Regions from separate parts of the Homo sapiens genome. Here region 1 is linked to region 2. Evidence: read pairs that join two places in POLR2A ChIA-PET (ENCODE). Cell type or tissue: MCF 10A. All regions are shown on one strand. Each heading gives the region's core, and the rest is flanking DNA. Links, peaks and the distances in the headings are about the cores only.

Region 1 (5,381 bases), core at 135-5,134, 290 kb before region 2:
ACAAAAATAATAACACAAAAACAAAATCACCTGCCATTAGCCAACTCTAATCTAATCTTTCCTTGCAGTAATAATTTTACTTAGGGTACTTCAACACTAACCTTGGCCTAGCATTCACTGAAAAATGAACTAATGACGCAGGCCTTATGTATACGGTATTCTGGGGAAAATGCAACTCCTTAGAATGAACTGGGATAAAATGTGAGGATTAAAATCAGAATTACCAAACAGGATCATGAGGAGAAAAGTCTTTTCATTTTCCATCCGCACACTATTCTGCCTTCACTGGGCCAGCATTAATATGGTCTCTGCTTTAGAAAGGCTTTGACTTTCCCGCTATTATCCTAGTCTTGCTTTAACACATACTTTATATTAGAATGCGTTCCAGGAAGCATATGGCATTAGAACTAGGTCAACCATTAACCAAATAACAGGAAACTGCTCTGCAGCGCACACCCTTCAAAAGCTTGCTTAATGAGCTGGCTCTTCAGAATATGTCCTTCAGTGAGGTTGGGACTAACAGGACCCATGGGTTTCTTTAATACTGCAAGGTCACCTAATACCTAGAAGGCTTCTGCACATAGTAGACTTTCAATGATCTAAATCATTCCATTGAAATGTTCAAGAACTAAAGTCAAAGGTGAAGAAGGATGTTTTCTGAATCTGCTTGACCATCTTCAAAGAACATGACTATCATCCTGGTTCCGTTGCTTCATCCTTCCAATTTTGTTAAATTGATAGGAAACACTACATACTCATCATTTTTTTCCATAACGTTTTTCCCTATATTCCTTGAGGCTTCCATACCACCAATTTACCCTACAAAATACATGCCACCATCCATTTAGACTTAATAGGTCAAAGAAAGTCTTGGAAAAAGACCTGTCTTCCTCTTTCACATAAAACCGCAAATGAGTTTCCTCCAGAACCAATGGCCTTGAATCACTGAATATTCGAGTTTGAATTTTTCTTATCCAATGTTTCAGACTCAATTCTATGAAATTTAACTCTATAATGCACTGAAGATCATTCAGGATCATACTAGTCAAATGTCATCCTCACATTAGTATCTTTCAAAAGCTACCGACAAACAAATTTTCCTTGGCTTCTTTAACCTAGACTGTTAGACATTCTTACTTCAAAATGTACATAATATGGATTGTAGAGATGGGTAGTTTTCTTTGATTGAGAACTTACATTAACTTTCATTTTTTAATTGAATGCTATAAATCTAGCGATGTTTCAGGCAGAAATGACTGCTCAGAAGCAACTAAGAGACTATTCTGTTTCAGATATGTAGGCACTTTTAAGGAACAGATATTTAGGAGCAATATGACATTTTTAAAAATGCTAGGTTTGGTTTACAGACTCCATACATTTTGACTGTGTACATCTGTTTTAGGCATTGCTCAAGGCACTAGTGAGCAAGGGAGACTCAGCCTGCCTTTCTGTAGCTTCTAGTCTAGTCCTGTTCAGGAACTCATTATGAAACAAATCAGTGGTTGGCCTTCAAAGTTGATCAGCTAAATTTTAACTGAATAAGATCTTTTTCCCTGAAACCAGTCAATAAGGCTGCCTGCACACCAACATGAAGAGTTGCACACTGGACTAGAGGTGATAGAAAAAAGGCTTGTAAGACATTAAAACTGTTAAGACATTTGGATTCTAGATAATCAAATAGCTTACATCTGTGCTATTCCTGGAAAATTTCAGGTTTACTATAGAGGAGTTAGTCGTGTAGCAATAGTCAAAACAAAAAACCAGAACTTCATCTAAGGAATTTAATATATAATCTATTATAGAATGTTCAAGATAGCACAAACAGAGGGTAAGGTACTTTGCTTCCCTTTTACCAGATTTTGGAGTCATGTTTCATAGGGGAGCACACTGGCTTTGAAAAGCCACCATATAATAAAAAATATTGCTCAGCCTCTTTAGCCAAGAAGGTATATGTTTGTCAATTTTACCAGTACAAGCTTCAAGGAGCCCTCAATTGGGATTTCATGTAAAACTCAGGTATATTCTGACTTCTAATCAGATAGTCACTGTTTAACAGTGCTCTACCTATAGAAAGTGTTTAATACAAACTCAAAGATGGGAGGAAAGAAAATTAGGATTTTTTGTGTGTCTACTATATGTCAAGCTCTGCACCAGAGATTTCTTTTCATGATTTCCTTTATTCCTCAAAAGAACTTTACAAAGTGGATTTTTTTTCCAGATAGGGAAATTGGGGACCAAAGATTAAATCATTCCCTCAAGGTCACCCAGTTACTCACTGACTCTGAGGTCTACGATCTTTCCACTATACACCATGGCCCTCACCACCAAGGTCCTCACAGGCCTACCAATACTGACAGAAAAGGGTCCCCCTTCGATGTGTCCTCTGCGCTAGAATCAAGTGCTCCTCCCTCATATGAGGGCACGCTGCTGCTCCCAACATAATAATCTCCAAGCCTAGTGTTTGAAAAGATGGTCTAGAGTTTCTCAGAGGGCCCAAACACTGATGATGGAGCAGGGTCAAGCCAGTTCCTAAGATACGAAGCAAGATGAACTCAGCAGGTCCTCCTGCCAACTGTCCTCGTCCTTACTCATCTGGCGAAGCATGCCAAGGCCTGCCTGGAATGACGCAGGAAAGGGTCACCATGGGTGATCCTATACCCCTCCAAATTGTTACAAAATAAAAGCTCAGTGCTGAGACAGGCTGGCTCCTTGAAAACCTGCCAATATTGTTTTGTAGGAATCAGAATTCTTAAAGAAACTATTTGTATCTATCAACCTCAGAGTTAAACCCACGAGGTACAGAGTAACGTACAGGTATAAAGGTCAAAGGTCTAGGAATGTGTGGACCCAATCCATCTTGGGAGTCCAGGTCCCCACACTGCCTACTAGACATTCCTTTTTAATTCACAAAGGAACCAAAATGTTTTACTTTTCCCTTATACTGAAGTTCTGACTACAAACACATTTAAATAGAGAAATATAGGTGAGTATCAGTTATAAAAGGCCCAACTTAAACCATTAATAAAAATATATCCCAACAACCACTCTTTCTATTCTAGCAGCTCCACAAAACTGACACCAGAAAGGCAGGATCACTGAAATTTAGAGCTACTTAACATAAACAAACACAAAGTCCACACTTGGGTTAGGAGATGTGGCTAATTTTAGATGAGTGTTTTACACGGGATGAAATGGAGCCTTGGACTTCTCACTGGTTTAATGCAGCCCTCGTACCTACATTTAGCCAACACCACTTCAAAGTTTTCTCAACTATGGAAAACAAGTGGTAAGGTAGCTGAAAGAAGGAATTCATTTCTGCACTGTTAAGTTCTCACAGGCAAACTGTTCAGTCTGTCCCAGCTCCTGGACTGCACAGGCCCAGACAGAATCATGAGCTGATGCAGAGAAGATTTCAGCATTCGGGAATATCTGAAGAGTCAGGCTTTGCAGTGCTTCCACTGATCAGCATCTGAGGCAAGTATTCATTCAAGAGAGGCTGTGAAAATCCTCCTGAGCGGGCGGCAGAAATTGAGAGGGCTCTTGGTGGTTACGAGCAACTCTGTTTGTCCCATTCCTAGGAAAGCTCTGGAATACTCCATGCCTTGAATGCATATAGAACACAGTCTCAGATATTAGAAACAATTCAACTATCATGTTCAACTGCTACAAGGATCCACGATTCCAAGAGTCAGTGAGTTGCTCTCTCTCCCTTTAACACAGCTGTGAAGTCCACTGAATATCCAGCCAAGTGTACTTGTGAATTTCTTCCCCTCTCATGCCAGTGAGAGGACCTGGTTTCAGCCTAGTGGTATGATGTACTTGCTCATCAGCTTTCAGGTTTAACAAGGGAAAACAATCTACCCCTCAAATTGTAGAAGCTTTCTTTCCAGGGGAACTAGACAATCCTGATGGCTCTCTCCAGTTACATAGCAATTATATAATTGCTAAGCTTCTGCAGAATCACTGGAACCATTCTGCAGGCTTCTACCAACTACAGCTGCAGCACAATGTTCCGAGATGATTGCAGGCTTTGAATGGATGGCCGGTCTCAAATCTGAGCACAAAGGGACATACAATGGGATTCCATCTCAAGCACAAAGATGCTCCTGCCTAATGAAGCCCTTTCTCCTCCTCCCAGTCTGTGCAGTAAACTCTTTCCTTTGCCCGCCCTACATGTGTGTGGAATGTGGTTTACTCTGTTTATGCTGACAGGTTCCAAAAGAGGCAGAAAAATCAGCTGAAGTTTTGCCATGGACCATGCACAAGGTAATCATTTAACACATAATGTGAAAGCTCCAGAAGAGGACAAGAGACAAGGTGGGGGGTGGGGGGGGGGGTGGAAAGCATCTCTCTAGGCTTCCTGCACTGGCATGAAATGACTGCTTCCCTTCCTTCTGCCAGCTCCAATCCTTCATGTTGACATTACACATCCTGTACTGTAGATCCACCCCCATGCTGCTGCTTGCCCAGCTGAATTATCTCCTGCGTCACAGCGGTGGTAACAGAACTGCTGGCTCGGCAGACCTGAAAGCACCATTTCAATGCTTAATGCATTCAGCAACTGGACACATTACCAGTGCGTCAGGGCTGGTTTGTGGCCCTCTCAGCAGCCATGCAATACTTGACCTAACCTTCTGCTAACCAGATGGTCTGTTTGCCTCTTGGGACCAAACCATTAAACTTTACTTTATTAAATTCTATCCAAATGTGGGGACAGTTTACAGCAGCATGTCTGGTTCATCTCCAACAGGGTTGCTAAGATGAAAATGACCTAAAAATAACTGGAAACTCTACTTCACACCAACAGAGAACAAGATATTTTGGAGTAAATATTTAAATCATCTGCCAGATTACGAACCACAGCAGCACTGACTATATGGTTAGCAGATTATATTGTAAATATATACACACAAAGACGTAGAAATGAATGCATCTAAACAGGAATCCACTACCCACAGCCTAAGCCACTCTTCACCATCCCCTGGCTCCAGGCTATTTGAATGTGGCTGAGGACACCTATCTCCATCATAATCACTCAATTACCAAAACAAAGAGCCTAACACAACTGTGATAGAGAGATCTCATATCCCCTGGGTTTGACCACCTAGGCATACTGTAGCCGTGCTTAGTACTCACTCAAAAGGAGGAGCTCAGTAAGTGTTCAATGAATGAATAGACGTATGGGCACATATTCCTTAAATAAACAGCTTCTATAAAACACATGAAGACACTAAATTATTTCCAACTCTATCATCCCACAACTGCTAACTAAGCATGCAAAACCAGGCATTGGATGAATGGCAAGAGCATGCCATCTGTACCAGAGGCATTGGGTGGCCCCTAATTGATCATTGCAAATGAACGGTAGAGATGGCCATTTA
Region 2 (5,381 bases), core at 264-5,263:
CACCCAAATATTAGAATTGTTATGTCACACTGCATAGGAAATGGAGCTGTAAAATAACTTGCCAGGAGTGGAGCTGAAAGGTAGACAGTGAGTAACAGGAAGAGAACTGATATTGGCATCAGATCAGAATTCAAATATCAGTTTTGCTACTTACTTCAAGACTTTGGGTATGCTCACAACATTCAAGGGCTTAAATGATTAGTTATGCCTAGCATGGATATGGGAGGGGGAATTGGATGATCAGTTATGTCTGACAGCAGCATGAAAAGGGAGAATGGCAACACGCTTACTGCACTGCATTTACTGTTTCTGAGCTGGATAGCTTTGAAGAGATCTTTGAAGGCTAACTTTATGCAGTTCTGCAAAAATCAACTTCTCCATATTTTTCAAAAGAGTAAGTAGTGAACGAATATGGCAAAGATGGCAGTGATGGTGCTGATGGTAATGGTGTGGAATGACTTCAATTTACCTCCACAAAACTGGTGGTAGGAGGCCTCTAAGATAACCCCCAATAATCCCCACCTCCTGCTGCTCCTCCCCATCTGTGACTCCCTGTCTTTCAATGTGAATTGGGCTTATTTCCCTTGTAACAAATAAAATACAGCAGAAGTAATGGAATGTCATTTCTGATATTAGGTTATAAAAAGTCTGTGACTTTTTTCTTGGGTTCTCTCTCTCCCTCTCCTTCTCTCCCTTTCTCTTTCTCTCTCTGAAGGAAGCCAGCTGCCATGTTTCAAACTGCTCAAGGGAGAGGTCCAAATGGTAAGGAGCTGATGTCACTGGCAAACAGTCAGTGAGGAGCTGAGCCTGCCAACAGCCACATGAGGAAGCTTGGAAAAAGATCCTCTCCAAGATTACTCTTGAGATAACTGCAGCCCTATCTCACACCCTGATTTTACCCTTTTGAGAGATCCTTAGTTAGAGACAAACAGCTAAGCTGCACCTGGATTCCTGACCCACAGAAATTGTGAGATAACAAAAGCTTAAGCTTCTAAGTTTTGGAGTAATATCTGTCAAAAGAAAACAATTACAGAACTCTAAGTTTGGCAATCACTAAGGTGAATCTTGACCTGTAATATGCTGGCCTGAGTCCTATACTTTGTATATTAAGAATTACCATGAGCTCAGATCTCTATTTGGATACAAAATCATCCTCTGCGCATGTAGACACGTGGGGACCAGAGTCACACGTTGCTGTGAGCTCCAAAACATTATTCCAGCTTCCAACTGGATATTGCTTAAAGAATGTCTCTATGTTACCTCCACATATAATGTTTCCAAAATTCTCCCTAGTCCTGTTCCTGTACTGTTATTCTCTATTGTTAGGCTCAAATCACAAACTTTCGAATATCAGTGATTCCCTCTCACTCTCACTGACTATAGCTTATCTCTGGAATCCTCCCCTTACTATCACTGTTCAACTTCACTACTAGGATCTCATACCTGATTAGGGCAGTAGCTTCCTGTCTATCATCTTGCTTGTCCCAAGACTTCCTTTTGCACTGCACCCATTACAATGCTTTGTCCTTTTATCATTGTCCTTTTATCTGTAAATTTGTAATATTTAATGTGGAAACAAGCATATCAAAATAAAACTATCTTGAATCCCATCATCATTAATCTGATTTAATTTCTGTACAGCCTTTCAGTCTCTGTCTACATGCAAAAAATGTATCTCTGTCTATATGCAAAAATGTATATCATTTGATGGTAATAATTTCTATATAATTTTTGTGTGTTTTACTTTTAACCATTTTCTCAGTTTGCAACATTTTGTCTTTGAAATTATCATTGCCAATGACTGCATACTATCCCATGGAGGAGATATACCCTAAGATACTTAACTATTTCCCTATTGGACATTTGAGGTGTTTCTAATATTTGTTGTTATAAGTGATATTGGATTATCTTCCTGTGAAAAATTGTTCTCCCCTTGTCAATTAGTTCACTATAGTAAATTTTCAGAAAGAGAATTCCTAGGATAACCATTCTGAAAACTTTTTGGTATTAGATAGATGTGCCTGATATTTTTCTGAGAAGATTGAACCTGAGGCATTTTGTGCCAAGAATGTAAAACAACATCTTTTAATTTCCAAATTTTTTGACATAGCAACATACTTATTTTAAAAATTCCCATTGACAGCATCAAAAAATTCGCATAGTAATGTGGACAGATGAAAGTGTTCAGGAAGAAGGGAAGAGCAGAAGTAATTTAAAGTTTGTTAGGACTGGACCTATTTTTCTCCATTCCAATATGCAAGCAAACAAACAACTCTCACTCTATTTATTGACATCTAGGAATGTAGATGCCTATTAATTTTCATACCAACTTTGTAAACGTAAGCCCCACTCTCAGTACTGTGCTCCTCCCCAGTGAGTGAGAAGGCAGCTGTACCCATAGAACTCTCTTTCTTCAGAATACCCTGGGTACCTGTAATGCCAGAATACTTGACCCAAATGGCCCTGGCCCAGATTTTCACTATCATAAATAACAATAAATTTAACTTTTATTCTAAATCTTCCTTCCTGTCCTGTTCTTTTCCTTCCTTTTGTTCTCCTGCTCCCCTTCTTCCTTCTCTCCCATCCCTCCTCATTCTTCTTCTTCTTCCTCTTCTATTTATATCAAGCTTTGTGCATGGAGGCCACACTAGTATAGAAGTCAAGAGTGAGGACTTGTGAAATCAGACTACCTGGGCTCACTCTCAGCTCCTACACACTTAAGCAGCATGAACATACATACAATTGTCTCACTGTTCTTTGGTTCTCTCATCTGAAAAATGGGGATAACCTGACTGCTTCCTCCTGGAGTTGTTATGATGATTAAATAAGTCAATATATACCTGGCAATTATAAGTGTCAGCACATAGTGAGTGCTCAGTAACTACCAGCCACTATGACCGAATCCTTTCACATCATTTCCTCAGAAAAGGTTTCCAGAAGGGGAATTACTGAGACACGGGGTAATAGCACCTTTTATGCTCTTTTCATGCTTAACCTCCTGAAAGTGCAGCACTGATTTCCACTGGATGGTGATAGTTTCAAGGACTCCACCTCACTCAGGGCTGGAGAGGAAGGCGTGGAGGATAAATGACTTACTGTGGCCTGGCCTGATGTCACCTTAGCACTGGGTAGCCAGGCTTGTGTCTGAAGAAAATGCAGCTAGACTCACCCACATTACACAGTTGGCTGTGCAGGGGTGTCAAGCAACAAGCTGATACTGGAGAGAAGTCAAGGAGAAATACGATTGCCTCAGGATAGGCACTGCTCTTGTCAGGAAAATTCCTAGGAACATGAAGAGAGACGTGCTTAAACGGTTCTGTGAGTCATATCCAGGAATTTGTAGAACAAAAGGGCAATCACTCCATGGCCACGCAGGGCTCCTGACAGAGGGCTTTCATGGAAGGACCAAGGAGGGCCAGAGAACACAGAGCAGACCAAGTCATTACCTCCCTGGTGATTCCTGACCCACATTTACAGGAGCCGGTTTCCCTTTCTTCTTCTATGAGGGACATTAATAGTTCAGTTCTTTTTAGTAGACAGAGAGGTTCTGGGTATCTGAGGGGTTTAAGAAAGACTGACACACAGGACTGCAAGAAACTCGACGCACGCTGACAAGACCTGACTTCCCCAAAATAACTTACTCACCAGATCCTTGTTGCTGGTAATTTAGCAGCAGTTGGGGTGTTTTCATAGTCGTCTTGAAAGTCAGGGCACTGGGTTGATGCTGCAGCTACTGACAATGATGAAAAAAGGTGAGGATGTGATAAAGATGATAATGAAAATAATGAAGAGAATGAGAAACTAATATGGACTGAGTATGCCAGTGCTGGGTGCTTTCATATGTTTGATCTCAATTTATTTTCATGACCTCCCTAAGAGGTGGATATAATTGTCCCCATTGTACCTCACAGAGGTTAGGTATCATGCCCATGGTCACACAGCTGCTATGTGCCCACCAAGGATTTAAATTCCTGTCCACATTTCAAATCCTGGGCTTTTTCCTCCAAATTCTATGCAGTAGATAAAAACACCATGAAACAAAAACAAAAAGACAAACTCCCCAAAACAAAACAAAAAACAATCCATTTTGGAGAAATACCCACATGTAACCCTTCTGAAGGGCACCGGACTTCTTGTAATTACAAAACTAACTTTGCTGCATGTCCTGTACTTTGCGTTTTCTGCTTTCAAGCCAATTAAACATATTATCCCTGCCAGGGCCTTAGACTACAAACCAGTTCCAGATTTGTGAGAGTCTTGAGATGTGGGGATTAAAACAGCCTGATCACAGAGGGTTAGACTGTTCGAAGGGTGAGCAGCCTTCACCCAGCGATCCTAGTGACCTGGTTCCCCTCATGAGGCAGCCATCAGATTTCTCAGCAGATCAATTGTTCCCAGGTAACTTGCTCATCTGAGCAGCCAGAGAGCCTCCGCGGTTGCCCACTGAGAGCACACCTGAGGCTGCCCGGCTTTTCAGTGCCCGGCAAGTTTGCCGACCTGATTAACCTATGATAATTATTTTGTGAAGCTACACAGTAGGCAGAAGGTACTAGACAGACAGCCCTGTTGGCCAGGCCTTCACAGTTCATTTCCACAGGGCATTCCCATTTGAGTCTCTGGACATGAGCTAGATTCATCCCCACGTATTTCTTTCCCTTTTCTGCTTGTTCTCTTCCCTGCCCTCTATCGTGCACACACCAGGGCAGGGTCACCAAGTTCCTTGTATAAAAAGATGCAGAGTGAGGAAAAAAAAGAGAAAGGTGACTAATTCATTTTCAGGACAAGCTAAGCAGTCTGATGCATATTTAATGTAATTGCTTTGCAAAGCAACAGTTGTGTCTCCCAAGAATTATGGAGTTTTTAAGGCAAATGACAGAAGGGAATTTCCCGAAATGCTCCTCAGTGGAAAGAGCAGAATGTTGACTTTTGTGTGAATCAGCATGATCTCCAGGCATGATGGTTGAGACATAGTTTTTATTGGTTGCAAACCTGGTTTGAATCTTGTTCTTGAACCCTTCTGGACTTATGATCTTGCACTGAGTTTTTAATTTCCTGAAACCTCAGTGTCTTCATCTTCCAAGTGGGAATAATAATAGTCATAGAGTTGTTATAAGCACTACATGATAAAATATAGATAAGAAGCTAAGCACAGTGCTCAGCACACAGAAATACAAAATAACTGGAAGCTGTGATGATAACACATGTTGTTACTTGGGTTATCATAGCTAAAGGAGAGTCCAGGAAACCAGGTCATACAGTCCAGGTACCATGATGCAAAGTAGAATCAGGAGTCCAAGAATCATGGAATGAAGGGATTCCTGAAGGAGTTCTCTTAAGAAGGCTGGAGATGTCTCTTCTGCTATAAAGGGGATTGACTAAAT

What was found. ChIA-PET counts read pairs that join two places held together with the same protein. Peaks named below come from ENCODE experiments on the same cell type or tissue, not always from the same donor. Only the 100,000 strongest peaks of a DNase experiment are listed, where the experiment ranks them.
Region 1: POLR2A ChIA-PET joins it to region 2 with 6 read pairs; 2 of 35 experiments call an interaction of 5 or more read pairs at or near these places.

Annotation. Positions count from the first base shown.
Region 1 is chr9:106,878,289-106,883,669 of GRCh38, reverse strand. All of the region lies in intron 1 of ZNF462 (zinc finger protein 462), which reads right to left. Among named protein-coding and RNA genes, the nearest start is that of ZNF462, 18 kb to the right of the region's middle. RefSeq lists an enhancer at 4,495-5,242. In MCF 10A, for the core only: no CTCF peak of the experiment used is centred there; DNase peaks (open chromatin) are centred at 2,609 and 4,469.
Region 2 is chr9:106,586,729-106,592,109 of GRCh38, reverse strand. LOC107987108 (a long non-coding RNA gene) reads right to left here. Exons shown (of 9, transcript XR_007061713.1): 7 at 3,646-3,733; 8 at 3,097-3,282. Among named protein-coding and RNA genes, the nearest start is that of MIR8081, 12 kb to the left of the region's middle. In MCF 10A, for the core only: no CTCF peak of the experiment used is centred there; a DNase peak (open chromatin) is centred at 3,289.